Regions from separate parts of the Homo sapiens genome. Here region 1 is linked to region 2. The links are chromatin loops, found by intact Hi-C in ENCODE. Cell type or tissue: PC-3. All regions are shown on one strand.

What was found. Peaks named below come from ENCODE experiments on the same cell type or tissue, not always from the same donor. Only the 100,000 strongest peaks of a DNase experiment are listed, where the experiment ranks them.
Region 1: a loop joins it to region 2, with 7 times the contacts of the local background. A loop is called at or near these places in 36 of 110 quality-filtered maps.

Annotation. Positions count from the first base shown.
Region 1 is chr12:58,528,680-58,536,679 of GRCh38, forward strand. No RefSeq gene overlaps it. Among named protein-coding and RNA genes, the nearest start is that of LINC02388, 250 kb to the right of the region's middle. In PC-3, no CTCF peak of the experiment used is centred here; DNase peaks (open chromatin) are centred at 782, 1,442, 2,172 and 4,662; H3K4me3 peaks cover 907 bases; H3K27ac peaks cover 5,740 bases.
Region 2 is chr12:58,341,651-58,349,650 of GRCh38, forward strand. No RefSeq gene overlaps it. Among named protein-coding and RNA genes, the nearest start is that of LINC02403, 260 kb to the left of the region's middle. In PC-3, a CTCF peak has its summit at 4,580 (motif pointing right); a DNase peak (open chromatin) is centred at 4,611; H3K27ac peaks cover 882 bases.

The sequences.
Region 1 (8,000 bases), 190 kb after region 2:
GGGTTCTCTGTCAACAGCCTTTGGACCTGGTCTAGAACTTCTAAGCCAGGAGCTGCCCCCACAGTGAGAGGTGGACAGTCCAGCCAGATTCTTTTCACCCCTATCAGGTCAGACAGTTTCAAATCTTGCTGTAACACCAAATTCACCCATGGGAACCTATAAAACAAAGGGAAATGAGGAAGGTAACTTTTATTATAAGACTGTTTGGAGTCTGCAGAAATAGAATGAAGACTACAGTGGAACAGAGATCTCACAGTAACTGAGCAGGCTTTCCTGACTCTGTCCTAACAACTGGCCACTATTTTGAGGTGAAAAATGGTCTCGAGCAGAGAGATGTCTCAGATGACTATGTATATAGTTGATTCCCATTATTTGAGAAATTGGTATTTGTAAGTTTTCCTACTTGCTAAAATTTATTCATAACCCCAAGATCAACACTATTAGTGCTTTCATGGCCATTCAAGGACATGTGCAGAGCAGGAAGAATTTGAGTCATCTGAAGCACATGTTCCCAGCTGAGGTCAAGCAAGGCAATGCTCTGTCTTCTTGTTTATCTTTTATATTGTAAACAAGAGTCCTTTTCTCAGTCTATTGAGTGCCATTTTTTCACATTTGTGCTTACTTGTCGGTGATTTCAGTGTTTAAAATTGTCCCCAAGTGTAGTGCAGAAGTGTTGTCTATTGTTCCTCAGTGGAAGAAGACTGTAATGTGCCTTACAGAGAAAATACATGTGTTAAATAAATTTCATTCAGGCATGAGTCATGGTGCTGGTGGCTGAGTTCAATGTTAATGAGTCAACACTATATATTAAATAAGATGTATTTAAACAGAGACACATGAAACAAGGTTCACAAAAGTGTGACTAGAGGCTTGCAGGAACCTAACACTGTACTTCCCCTAGGAGCAATGGTTTAGTATTTGCTTATTCAGCATTTGTGGTGACTTTATAGAAAACAACAAGAATGAATAATGAGAACTGAGTTGTTTTTTTTGTTTTGTTTTTTAAAAGCAGTCATTTGTAAATCTATTCATATCACATTAAGCACAGTCTGGAAAGAAAATGGTGGTATTTATACAATCTCTAATGAATACAATAAACAAATGTAATTCTTCATAAGACAAAATAATTGTTTACAACTAATTAAAGCCTACTTACCTTCATCGAGATTTAATTTCTCTGTTTGCAAACAATATTAAATTTCAAGGCAAAGAAACAAAGGAAGGCCACCTCTTAATCCACCCCTGCATTTGTGGAGAACAAGGCTATTCCATTTACCATAGAGCTTTGTGAAACATTCATAATTCATAGAAGGGGCCATCTGAAAGCATTTCCCAGAATTGTCACAAAATTCTGCCAGCTCCTGCAGTGATGAAAACGTACAGTCTTGTGAATATGATTAAGGTGCATTGGAATCTAAGGAAACCATCCAATAGCCACTTTGCTCTCTTCACGCTCTTGGAATGTAGTCTCTGGAAGAAAGTCAGTTCTGACAGATGATTTCATGGTGTTTTACTCAGTGTGGGATGTACTTTAGAAGCAGTATATCAAAACCTTGACCTTTATTTCATTTTTTTCTTTATTGTTGATTTAGAAGATTAAAGGCATTCCAAAATCTTTTTCTAAATGTCTTCTCATATATGCAACAAAAAGGATTCAGAAAGGATTTGACACACAATGTAGAAGCATAAATCAGCCAAGGGGAGGATATTTGCAAATTGCTCTCCCCGTTATAATTTCATCTCATTAGGGAAGAAGGGACAGGTGGGTGTGCTAGCAGTTACAGATCAGGAATTGCATTTTCTTTCTAGATTGGTGAGGGATCGTATGGTATGAAACCCCCTTCTGAGAAAGCTATGCAGGTTTTTTATTACACATAAAAATCCTCCTCTGGTGGATTTTTGCAGTTTACAGAAAATGTGTAAACCGAAATTAGAAACTGCTTAGCTTTTACATTTTACTGACTTCTTGGGTTTAGTGTAAAAAAAGAAAGTGAAGGGATTCATGGTACAATTTTTATTTCCTTGATGGATTAAGATGAACATACGGTCTAAAGTAAATTTGTAAAATATATGTATTTAGTCACTGATGTCTAGAATATTTGATAGACCAAGGATGAAGGCATGTGGTCTAGGAGCTGTAAGACCTAATGAGTAATATTTGTGGTCACATTTGTATAACTCTATTGCTAACAAAGCCTGCTTTCTAAATACAGATGTCTTATGTTCAACTCTGAGGTTTTCTGACAATGAACAGGGTAAGTATAATAATCTCAGAATATGCAAGAATATGACAATGAGTATGTGCAGTCATTTAATATTATCGTTTCATCATTTTAATAGCCCTGTGGAGATATCAGTAAACAAGTATTTATTCAGTGCCGCCTTTAAACAATTTTATTTTTTTTATTGTGACAAAACATGCATAACATTTTAACCATTTTAAAGTGTACAGTTCTATGGCATTAAGAGCACTCAAAATGTTGTGCAACCTTCACCATTATCCAGTTCTAGAACTGTTTCATCTTTCCAAATGGAAACTCAGAACCCATTAAACAATAACTCCCCATTTCCCTCTCCTCCAAGACCCTAGTAACCTTTATGCTGCTTTCTGTCTCTATGACTTTGCCCACTCTGGATACCTCATATTAGTGGAATCATACAATATTTATCTCTTTGTAACTGGCTTATTTCACTTGGCATGATGTTTCCAAGGTATATCCGTGTTGTAGCCTGTATCAGAACTTCATTCCTTGTTAAAGCTGAATGAACAATTAAATTTTCCAGGATCCACTAGTGTTTCAGACACTATTCTAGACCTGAGTTTCTTACTGGGAAATCTTTCTGTTTATATTTTTCCCCATGGTGTCCACACTCTGGGAACATGATCACTTTATCCTGACTCCTGGCTTCTAGACAGGACAATGTCTTTTTCTTTCTCAGGTCCAAATTCAAATGACTACTCTTTGAATAAGACTATAAATATGTAATTATCAATAATCTATACTAATCACTACAAAGTAGCATACCCAACAATGCTGTGAAATGCAATCATAGTGATGTCTTTAAACCAGTGCTTCCAAGGGGCATGTTTAATGGCATGGCAAAGGAAGTGCCACGGTACTGCATGCAGGAGACAGCTACTTTCAATTTATACCATCAGGTAGTGACTTTTTCTACTAAGTGCAATAAATCAAACTTCTCTCTCTTTCTAGGAAGAGACAGAGAGGAGCAAAGCAAACCAAAAAGATTATTCCCATGATTAAAAAAGCAGACAACCAATATTTCTCCGAGTATATTGGAAGGAGGAATCTCCATGGAATCCAAATAATAAAGATGACATATTTCAACAAATTTATAAGCAGACATTAAAGCCTGAGACCAGATACAAAGATGCAACCATCCTTATACAAAACATCGTGGAAAACACAAGAGTAGAAGCCTAACTGGGACTATGTAAAGACAAAAAATGTTCCAGCAGGCCCAGAAGAGGATTCTCTTGACCTTAATGGCTAAGTTTTCATTTAAGTTCCTAGAATGTAGAAACTAGAATTTGATTGCAGAGCACTATAATAATATTTGAAGTCTGTTGTATTATTCCAGGCTTTATTAACAATAGAGCAAGTGTATTTTAATTACATACTATTGGCCTAGTAACTCTTCATGCATGTTTGTTGTATTCAGAAAGTCCCAAGTTAATTAATTCCTCTGGGTCAGTGTCTCTCAAACTTTAGTACATATTAGAATCACTTGGAGGGCTTGTTAAAACATAGATTTCTGGGATCCATCCCCAGAATTTCTGAATCATTGTGTGGAGTGGAGCCTGAGATTGGCATTTCTGAACAGTTCCCAGGTGATGCCAAGGCTGCCTGCCTGGGGGCCATATTTTAAGAACTGTTAGGTATATTTAGGTATATGTTAGATACCTGGATTGGATGAGTTGAACTTCAGTTAAGATTGTGATAAGCAGACTACATTTCAAATCTTCTCATCTTTTCCATCTGTGTTTTTACTTACCATTACTATCCAATCCTCCATCAGTTTCGCCTGAAGTACAAGAGCCTCCAAACTGGTCTCCAACATCCTTTCTTGCCTTCCTCCAATTTATCCTCTACAGAGCAGCCAGGATTATATTTTTAAAGCCTAAATCAGATCATTTTACTCTCTTGCTTAAAGCTCTTTGAACACTTTTAGTAGCACGAACTCCATAACACCCAGTCTTTGACCCGTGGCTCTCCAGGGCTTGCGTGATTTGGTCCCTGCCCATCTTTCTATCTTCATCTCCATCTCCTGCCTTCCTCCCTGTGATTCACTAAGCTTTTGTCACACTGACATGCTTTCAGCTCCTTCAAACACACCAACATTTTCTCCCTTGAGATTTTTAACCCCCACCCCCTGGCATGCCCTTTGCTGCCATAACCTCTCTTCATCTACTCTATGTCTGGCTAGATCTTCCTTTTCTTTCAGATGTCAGCTTAAATATTATCTACACAAAAACATCTTTTTTGATCATACACAATTAAAGTATGTCCCTCCTTTTATCCTGTTTCTTATTAGACTTTATTATATTCTTTTATTGCCTTTACCACAGTTGTTTACTTTTCTCATTAGGCTCTAACTTGCTTGAGAATGGGACCATGTCAACACAGTGCCCGAGAGACACTAAGTATTTGATTTGTTGAATCACTGAAGACATAAGAGCAAACAAGCTGTTACTGAGTAATATTTATTCCCTGGGTTCAACTAGAGTAAGGATCCTGTCACTTGGGATGTTGAAACTTCAATTAATGCTACTGATGACTTTGCTCTGAGTTCTACCCATCTTTCCATCCCTGACTTGTGAAATTTTTGGTGGCCACCTTCAGCATGATTAGTATTAAGTCACAAGGCTTCACACCATTGCTTCAGTTCTACCTCATGCTATTCCAAAGAGCCTCCTGAGAGGGCTTCCCTAAGAGCTGAGAAAATTGAGAGGCTTTGATTAAATCAGAGTGTGTCCAGAACTAGAGAAGAAATTATCCTTTGGCAGTTTAGACTACATCAAAGACCACATTAGGATATTGTATTTAGTTTGGTATAAAGAAAAGTTGGAGCCTATTCAATAGAAGGAAGCCAGTACAGTCCAGAATTTGCGAAGTCTGTCACAGGAAGAGCAGTGAATAACTGGGAGAAACCTGGGAAGGAAGAAGCTGTCATCTTGGGAAAGAATGAAGCTTGTACTAACTTGTCCTAGAGGGGATGGCATATATTAGACAGAAGTTATAGGGAAGTGGATTTTGAGTCAACATAAGAAGGCATTTTCAACAAGTAGAGTTGTTGATAAATAGAATGAATTTACCTTGTGAGTGAAATTCTCTCATAACTGGAAGTGTTCAGACAGAAACAGTGAAAAAGGTGAGAGGAAGAAGGGAATTAACATTTACTGTGAACCAGTTATTTTACCTATATAGTTATATGGAGGAAATCTTATTTTCCTGGCAGAAGACTTTTCCAAATCTGTACTATCTTCCTGGTGGAGGTGATATTTCGAGATGCCTCTTGGATTGGGTGTGGTGGGTGAGATGCTCACAGAACATGTTCGAGGCAGAGTAGATGATCGTGGCTCAGTTGACCAACAAGCTTTTATTTTGCTGAATTTTATTTGTAAACTGAAGAGATAACTCAATATTTCAAAATAATCAAAGAAGGGTGAGGAAGATTTTTAGGGAGATTAATTTAGGGAAGAAAACAATGTGAGACGGGGTAGCTGCCAGAGGAGAGAAATTCTGAGGGAACAACAGAGATACTTGATGGGAATTTGATGATGTTTCTGCTGTGGGTCTACAATATAAAATCATTTTTCCCCCCATCTCCCCATATAATTTCTGCAAAATATATATTTCTTTGTTAATGAACTGTGGCTTTGGCTACATTTTGTAGAAATCAATAAATACTAAATTTAGCCCTAAAACTGGTTCACAGCAACCACGGTGGACCATGGAAAAACACACCTGTGTCACACATCTCAATTCTCATAGCAACAGGATGCAGCGAGCAATTGTGTCTTCATATACAGATGAAGAAAATGAGGTCCAGGGAAATCGAAATCAGTAGGTTATTTATCTTATTTATTCTGTAACAGAGGCAACTTGAAAGAAATTCATTCCTTGGATGTAAGTGCACTGAAATGGCTTCCGGGATGTGAGAATGGACACACATTGGTGTGTATTGAATCAAATCTGCCAGATTATCTTCAATATCTTTTATTTCTTAAAATTTCATGGAGCAGGAAAGAGTGTCCAAGAGTGATCTCTCTGATAATACATGAACAAAGAGTTGTAGTAGTGATGCAAATAGAGATTACGAGGTAGTGACTTCGTAGGACTGGATGCTATAGACAGGGCTGGCTTTGTGTGTGAGTCCAGTTCAGTCATACAAAACCCATGCTTATAAGAAGCCTACACTTGATTTAGTGCTCTGCTGTTGCTATCTTGAAATTCTTAATAATTTTAAATTTTTAATAATTTTTGAATAAGGAGTCTTGCATTTTTATTTGCACTGAGCCCACAAATTATATAGCTGATCCTGGCTACAGTCAAAGAAGTTTTATACCTGGTACTGGCATATTATCCAAGGAGCCTGACAATGTTTTAGAGGCCGCAGAATCTTGATCTTAGAAGGGAACTTGGCCTAGCACCCAATTTAGTAGTTTTCACTACTCTCTATTTAGCAGAATCACCTAAAGAACTTTTGAAAAATATGTATATCTGTGTCCCAAACCCCAAAATCCCAGATTTAATTGGTGTGGGTGGGACATCATCTTTTTTTAAAAGCTCTCCAGCTTATTCTGAAAACTACTGACCTAATTCATTGGTACCTACTATTGGTACCTACTATATAGTTATGCCTGATTTGTTAAACTTCATTTACTCATTCACCAAATGTTGACTAAGTTTCTACTATGTGTAGAACATTGTAATAAGTTTTATAGGGCATAGGTAGATGAATAAACAAAGGTCATTGCCATCAAGAATCTAATAATATAACACATTTTCTAAGTGCTTTGACCTCCCAGTCCATCTCTCTGGTTCTCTTGCTTCCTTCCTCTCTCTTTCCAGACTGAGTCTTTAGCATCATTATACAACTTCTTTTCCCTGAAAGGTCCAAAAGCTTTAAATAATGTAACTTTTTTTCTCATCAAAATGTTTGGGCTCCCAATGTAATCCACATCCCTGCCTCTAGGTACTACTATACTCCTAGAGAACTGGCGTATACATTTATAAAGGCCCATTGTTAGAAGAAATTTACTTTGACAATAAGCAGCCCCAATCTTTATAGGCATGTTTCAGAGCAAAGCTCACTCATTTTGTCTCCTACAAGAGCTCCTCATCATCACCACCTGGGTTGTAATTGAAAGTTTAGGTGTGTTTTGCAGTCATTTTCCTTGGCATGAAGCCAGCAGGGAATGTCCTCCAATAATATAAATGCAACGTGGGTGTGGCACAGCCCATATTTTTAATCTCAAAAGGAGTGTTTATTGTTAACATTTGGGAGGATGGAGGATAGGGAATTAATTCTTTGTGTTTCTCTTTCTTGGGTATTTTCTTAGCTACAGGAGCCATGAAAGGCTCTTGCTGTGACCAAAAACCAATTATAAATCTGTTTAGGAATTCATTTTTCATCTATTCCTAGCCCCACATTCCCTGAATCCCCACACTAGTTTAGGATTCATGACCATCCCTTTCTGAGGACCTCCTGCCTCGGCCACAAGTACTATGGGGAACACTCACAGCTTCTTCATGAAGGATTATTTAGAGCTCTAATGCCTGTGAAAGGAATAGTTTTACTTAATTCTTGGTCATGCAGGGAGTGGGCCTATAGTTTTAGGGCTTTGAAGAAGAGTCTACTGGGTGAATGTCCTCTCTCCTCAATCACCACCTTCTTTACACATATCTTTTTATACGGCCTGCAGTCAAATACTTCAAACCCTCACCTGGGAAACTCAACTATATTCAACAGTAGGA
Region 2 (8,000 bases):
TTGCTCTAAATGGCACCTTGGCTATAGTTCTTAGAGAAAAGATGTCTTTTTCTTTTTACATCCCAGGGCTACATTTTTACCTTTTTGTTTTAATCGAGGTTGTATGAGGAAAATAGTTTTCTCTTTGAAATGTATCCATTGACTTGGCACCTAACTAATCCAGTTTATTCTGTGTGTCTAGGCAATATTCTGTGCATCTCAGTGAAAAGGTTATCTGCACTAATAGATCTTTGGCAAACTTCTGCTGGTGTTCACTGCTTAGGTAGTGGAAGACTAGAGGACAATGTGTATGCATGTTTTGGTGCTGAGAGTTTTCCATGAACAGATGGCAAAGCGATAAACTAAAAACATATGCACTGCATTGTAAACATTTCCTCCTGAGTGATTTGGCAGACTGACAATTATCAGACAAGAAAAGTGAGGTTGTTCAGAGCCATAGGAAAAATTTAATCCTTGAAAACAAGGAACTAGGCAGGAAGTTATTTGCATATTTAACTCTCAAAACGAAGAAGTGAGTTCCTCCAACTAAGATGTTATTTTTTAACTCAACTGTGGGAGACCGATGATTTGTATCAGTTTGGGGTTTGATATCTTCCTTTAATTACTCCAGAGTCTTCTGCACAGGTTTCTTTAAGAAGTTTGTTAAATAATTTATTTTTAAGTTTTATCTCGTCTCAGAAAATACAGAGTGCTTTAATAGGGGCTGCTTTGGGGGACTCCCAAAGTAGGCCTTTCCTGAAAGAACTTTCTGAAGTAGACTCAGGAAGATCTGAAGAAAGAGACTTAGACGCTGAGTTTCGGTTTTCTAAGGAAAGCTTCACAAAAGATCAAAGGAAGGGACAGGTTCCAAGAAGGATTTCTCTGAACAACCAGTCAGAGCAGCGAGGTCATTTTCCCTGTGGGCTACCCTTGCCCCTGGTCCTCTTTAGATCTGGCACCTGAGGCTCACATCAGTTCGGAGCTCCTTTTGGCATCCCTCTGGGAAGGTACTGAGCGTTCTGTCTCCTCCATGTCACCACTACTTTCCCATGGAGCAATGTCTACCTCCCAGTGAGCTGTTTCTCCGTGGTGAAGCCCACTTGGTGATGGGTGCACCATCTTGTTCTGGGCGTCTTCTAAGGCCATGTGGCATCACACAAACCACAGTGTGATGGTGACATGGGCTTAAGAAGAAGCCCATGTGGAACAAGATGAAAATTAACCTCCAGTAAACAAAATAATGGCAAAGAGGAGAGACAGTGTGTCAAAGAGCATGTGGGCAGATTCTCATGAGAACTGCAATGAGGAGGATGACACATCTCTGCCAGTCCTCTGGCACCCACAACAGCTGGCTCTAGTGACCACTTCTAAGTGGAGAGGAAAAGAACTTTTTAAAACATTTATAGACTTTGTAGAGCGATTATAGGTTTACAGAAAAAAGATAGAAAGAACAGGGAGTTCCTACATACTGTGTCCCCTCCCTGCAATTTCCCTCTTGTTAACGTATTGCATTGGTGTGCTACATTTGCTACAATTGATGAGCCAATATTGATAGATTATTATTAAACTAAAATCCATAGTTTACATTAGAGTTCACTGTTTATGTTACAAAATTCTATGGCTTTTGCCAGATGCCTAATGATATGTTTTTACCACTTTAGTATCACATAGAATAGTTTAATTGTCCTAAAAATCCTTTGTACTCTCTCTATACAATTTGTTCTTCCACCCCTCACCTACCAACCCCTGGCAACCGCGAATCACTGATTCTTTTACTACCTCTATAGCTTTGCTTGTTCCAGAATGCCAGATAGCTGGAATCATACAGTTTCAGACTGGTTTCTTTTACTTAGCAATATGAATTTGGGTTTCATCTGTGTCTTTTTGTGGCTTGATAACTCCTTTCTTTTTATGACTGAATAATATTCAGTTTTATGAATGTACCACATTTTGTTTATCCATTTACCTACTGAAGGTCAACTTGTTTGCTTCTGATTTTGGCAATTATGAATAAACTGCTATTGAGATCGGTATGCAGTTTTTTGTGGATGCAAATTTTCAGCTTATTTGGGTAAGTACCAAGAAATACAATGCTGGATAGTATGTTAAGAATATATTTAGTTTTGTACAAAACTGACAAATTGTCTCCCAAAGTAGCTGTACCATTTTGCATTCTCACTGGCAATGGATGAAGGTTCCCAGTGCTCCACTTCCTCACATCCTCACCAGCATTTGGTGTTGTCGATGTTTTGGGTCTTAGTCATTCCTATAGGTATGTAGTGGTATCTCATTGTTGTTTTAATTCACATTTCCCTGATGTGAAATGTGCTTATTTGCCATCCATATATCTTCTTTTGTGAGACGTCTGTTCAGATCCTGCCCACTCTTTAATGGGGTTGTTTGTCTTCTTATTGTTGAATTTTAAAGAGTTATCTGTATATTTTAAATACAAGCCCTTTATTAGATTTGTGTTTTGCAAATATATCTCCCAGCAGGCATGTTTCTCCTAGCCTATTGCTTGTATTTTTGTTTTCTTAACAGTATCTTTTAGAGCAGGAGTTTTTAATTTGGAAGTTTTTGGGGGGGGACGTGTTGAAATAGTAGAGGTGCCAAAGTAGTTGTGGTTGGTGAGGGAAGAAGAGGAGAGATGAAGAAGGAATTTTAAAAGAGTATTGCTGTGACCTACATACTTCCTTCAGAATATTTGAGAAATGCAAGTAAAGAACTTGAGTGAGTCTGAACCCACGTTGTGGTTGTTGGACTGTACTTGAATATGAGGACTCGGCACCTGAACTGCGTGGGCACAGCTTTCCTGTGCTCTGTGACTCTGGGTGGCTGGATATGAGCATCACATAAACATATGCGAAGGGCATAAGGCAATTTGTAGGGGTGCTGTAAATGTGAGTGTGCTCTGTATAGGAACACTGTGGGCACATGGGACTGCCTGAGAGCAGTCCGGACAAAACCAAGGCCACTCCAAGGGGCCTCGTTGCTGCTCTTGTTCTGACTCCACCTCTTTCATTCCTCTGCATTGAAAGGGAAAGAGAGGAGTCAACCTCACTGCAATTTTATTTTATTTCATTTTTTATACTTTCAACTTGTATTTCAGATTCAGGGGGTGCAGGTGCAGATTTGTTACATGGCGTATTGCATGATGCTGAGGTTTGGGGTGTGATTGATCCCATCACCCAGGCTCACTGCAATTTTATCAAGGCTAGTTCAGAAGCTTTATTCTTGGTATCATAGTTTCCAGCTACATGAGTTTCACATACATGAGGAAATTGTGGGTTGAGGAGTCTGAAAGAATTTAAAGCCATTAATTGCGATTGTAATTAATTCAGAGGCCAATATCCTATATTTGTGATCGTTAAGACAGAGTCTTGATTGAAGTGCAGTATCGCACTCTCTTTAATAAAAGGGTTTTCTTTTTCTAAGTAAGGGAATAGATTAAACATGATGGTAAGGGATAAGATTTTCTCACTTAAGAAAATGCAGTCCACGCAGGACAACTGATCAGGTTCAAATCTTGTCTTTTCCACTTACTGGCCAATATTTACCTCCTTTGAGCCTCTCAGGTTTCTCATCTTAAAATGGCATCAGTGACATTACTGCAATTGCAAGGCTGGGCTGAGTAACTGAAACAAAGCACATGAACCTCCTGGCACCATGACTGGGAGGGGGATGATGCTCTGCACCTGTTCTTTTCACCCCCTTCGTGTTACAAGAAGTGTGCTCTCCCAAGTCCTCTGCTGGAACAATCTACTCTCCATCCTTTAGAGAAAACCCTGTGAATTCCTGCTTCTGTAATTTTGCTTATTATTCCTTCTATCTTGTATATATCTTCCTTCTCCTCTTCAACTCTCCAATCCTTTGACGGCTTCACTAGTTGCTTTTCTGGAGGGCTGGGATGCTTTCCCCTTTCTCATCTCCTTAGTCAGTCATGGCATTTGGTACCCATTGCAGTGCACTGCCTCGTGTTGTTCATATGCATGTGCCTTTCAATCATCTCGATCATATCCCTCCAGCATCACTTCTTTTGTCAGCATCACCTTTTTTGTTGGGTCCTTCATGGTGTCCTTTTAATATCAGCAAATCGAATGTAGTAGATGCTCATTTAATAATCGATATTTGGATTACAAATCATCTCAATGAGTTTAGTAAGTTGCCCTAGAACCTTCCTTACTATGCAATGCTTTGTTAATTCTATTTGGATTCCTTTGCAAAATGTTTGTTTCTTTTAAAGTTTTTTTTAGAAAAAAGAAAGATTAAGTAAACTGTGGCTCATCAAAAAAGGTGCTTGGGAAGATTTTTTTTTAATACCATAGGGTAATACTTGTGTTGTCATGTTAAAATTAAATTGGAGCATGTAAAAGTATGCATATAGCATGATTACAACCACATATTCTATAGTTTAAAACAACTCTGAAACTGCTAGCAACTAAAAAATCAGGTCCAAGCATAAATATGAATTCTTTTTTGGGGCTAGAATAACTATTATTTTCTTTCCATTTTATTTGTAGAAAGAATGTTTTTATGGGCAAAATCATTCTCTGCATGGTTAACTACTTGCTGTGAATGAAGACCTATTCTGCTTCTTTCCACTAGAGGTCACTGTGGTTCTTTAGTTATTTTTTTCCGTTTGGCATCCCTGTTAGCAGGGCTAAAAGGATTCTGTCACGGTTATTATTTTTAGCAAAGTTAAGAGAAATGTTAAAATGATAGTCTCCTTTTTTAAATACAAAGAAACATTTTCCGGAGCAATTGTACTTCTTTTCAGATTTCGTTTTCCAGGCCATAACTATCAGAAACATTTCTATTTTACATTGGCGACCCCAATTTAATTTATTAGCGTGAAACATTATCACTATACCATTTATTCTGCTATTAAAACAGAATTGCACCCATGCTTTCTATGTGTGAAAAAATAGAAGACTAACCCTTTCTATTTCTGGTTCAGCTTTATTTTTTCGAAGATTGTTTCCCAGCAGTACAGAAACATGGTTTCTAGAAGAACTTGTTAGTCATGGAGTATTAAAATCGATTAATGACACATGAGATGTGCACATATAAGCACCATTTTGAAGGTGAATGCAGGATATCCAACAAATTCTACCAATAAACTACTGTGTCTTTAAAAGAATTTCTCCCTGGTAAATTCAGTAGGAATACAGGCTATGTTTTTCTGTTTGAAAAATGATTAAATATTAAGAATTAGAAAAAGGAAATATAGCTCCAAATATTAGTAGGATGCATGCTGAGTGTAACATCATCCAAAATGTCTAAGCAACATGATAACCAAGGTCCTTGGTTTTCCTACCGGAGTCAAGTCCATTTCACTATAAACCAAGAAGCTCTACATTTTATAATGTTTGGAAAACCCTTATTTTTCCTTCTCATTCTCTTTTTGCTATTTGCAGCCTTGAAAAATGGGGTCCCAATCACCTCACAAGACCATATTTATTTTTCATAGTCTGGGCTATTTGGTTCCTGTTGTGTTCTTATTCCTAGGGCATTCTTGCTAAATTCACAGTAATTTCCCCCAATTCAAATTGTGTCTCAATAAATTTCAAAGTTGATTATCCATTATTTATTATGGACCCTAAATTTAGCAGTACTAGAGAGATTTGGATATGAGTGGCATTTTGGAAACCCACCGACCACTCCAGCAATCTACAATATGCTTTGAAAAATCTGCACAACTTTTGCTCCCGTCTTCTGACTAGAATGCACAGCTCCAGTTCCCTAAGTTTGCTGAACATGCTGAGGCCCAGGCTGTAAGCAGCAGATGAGGCTGACTGCAATGGGGCATCCTGCTGCAGTTTGAAGCCTTTCTTTTTCATTTCCTGCAAACCCAATCTCTGTTCTTGCTTTTGGAGGCAACTTTTACAACTGGGTATCTCTAAAGTGGAATAATTAATAATTGTCTTGATACAATTAACAAAAGATAACTGGCTGGCTATGACTTTTTTTTTGAAAAGCACTTTCTTTTTTTCCTTCAAAGGGTGTTTTCACCTTTCTGTCTTTAATCCAGAGTCCTCCAAGGCTATTTAGAAATATTATTTCCTTGGGGCTCTCTGCCGTTGTGGTTTCTATTACCTAGTCCAGTATTTCTCAAACTTGTAAATAATATACTTGGAAATGCATATTTTTGGCAGGGAAGGAAGTATGTCAGGGTGGTTTTGGAGTCAGAAAAACCTGCTTTTGAGCCTTACTTCTACAACTTACTAGCCATATGACTTTCAAGCTTTATAACCTCATTAAATTAATTTTGGGATCTTTTTTATTAAAATGAAGATACAAACAATGGTAAATAGGATAATGTGTATAAAATGAATAGTACCGTGTCTGACACATGATAAATACTCAACATGTGGTAGGGATTAATAGTAGTTCAGTTGAACCTTGAACAAAAGGGATTTGAACTGTCTTGAGTCCATTTATACATGGATATTTTTCAATAAATATATTGGAAAGTTTTTGGAGATTTGCAATGATTTGAAAAACCTTGCAGATGAGCTGTATAGCCTAGAAATATTGAAAAAAAATTAAGAAAAACTTAAGTATGTGATGAATGCATAGAATATATGTGGATACGAGAATATTTTATCATTTGCTACCATAAAGTACATACAATTTAGTCTATTATAAAAAGTTGAAATTTATCAAAACTTATGCATACAAACTTACAGACTGTACAAGGCACCATTCCAAGTCCAGAGAAATGTAAACAAACGTAAAGATGCAGCATTAAATCACAACTGCATAAAATTAACCATAGTACATACTTCAGAACTGTAATAATTTCGTAGCTCCCTCCTGTTGCTATTGCAGTGGGCTCAAGTGTTGCAAGTATCTGCTTAAAATACTGTGTGGCTAATCATCTCCAGTAAGTTGCATATCACAGTAAAGTGTGACCTGTTACAGTTCTTGTGTATTTTTCATCATGTTTAGTGCAACCTTGTAAACCTTAAGTCACATCGTGGGACCCACACAAAGTGCCACTAATGATGCTGGAGGTGCTCACAAGAAGCAGATAAAAGTTATGACGTTACAAGAAAAAGCTGGATTTCTTGATATGTACCACAGATTGAGGGCTGCAGCTGCAGTTGATGCTATTTCAAGATAAATGAATCTAGCATAACAATTATTGCAAAAAGTCAAAAAGAAAATTCCTGAAGCCATTACTGTGGCTATGCCAGCAGACACAAAAACCTTGTACATTTTTTGAAATACCTTATAATCTCCTATTAAAAATGGAGCTTTTATGTGGGTGTTAAGATTGCTATAAGAAAGACATACCTATAGAATCTAATGTGATTCGAGAAAAAGCAAAGTTATGTGACAAAGTAAAGGAAGGTGAAAGATCTAAAGATAGAGAATTTAATGCCAGCAAAGGATGGTTTGATAATTTTAGAAAGAGGCATGGCTTTAAAAATGTCAAGATAACAGGAGAAGCAGCTTCTGCCGACCAAGAGGCAACAGACAAGAGTTCCCAGACACGATTGAGAAAATCATTAAGGATAAAGGATAGCTGCCTGAACAGGCTTCTAATGCAGACAAAAGTGCCCTATTCTGGGGGGAAAAATGCCACAAAGAACACTTATTAGTAAGGAAGGGAAGTGAGTACCAAGGTTTAAGGCAGGAAGGAATAGGTTAACTTTATTGTTTGTGCAGATGCAGTTGGGTTTATGATAAGGACTACACTTATCTATAAAGCTGTTAACGTTTGAGCCTTGAAGGGAAAAATAAACACCAGCTGCTGGTCTTTTGGTTGCACAGCAAGAAGGCCTGGACAATGAGAAACCTTTTTCTGAATCGATTGCATCAATGCTTTGTCCCTGAAGTCAGGAAGTACCTTGCCAGTAAGGGCTGCCTTTTAAAGTTCTTTTGATATTGGATAATGCTCTTGGCCTCCCCAAATCCCATGAGTTCATCCCCAAAGGAGTCAAAGTGGTCTGATTGCCCCCAAACATAACGTCCTAATTCAGCCTCTAGATCAGGGGTCATAAGGACCTTTATGG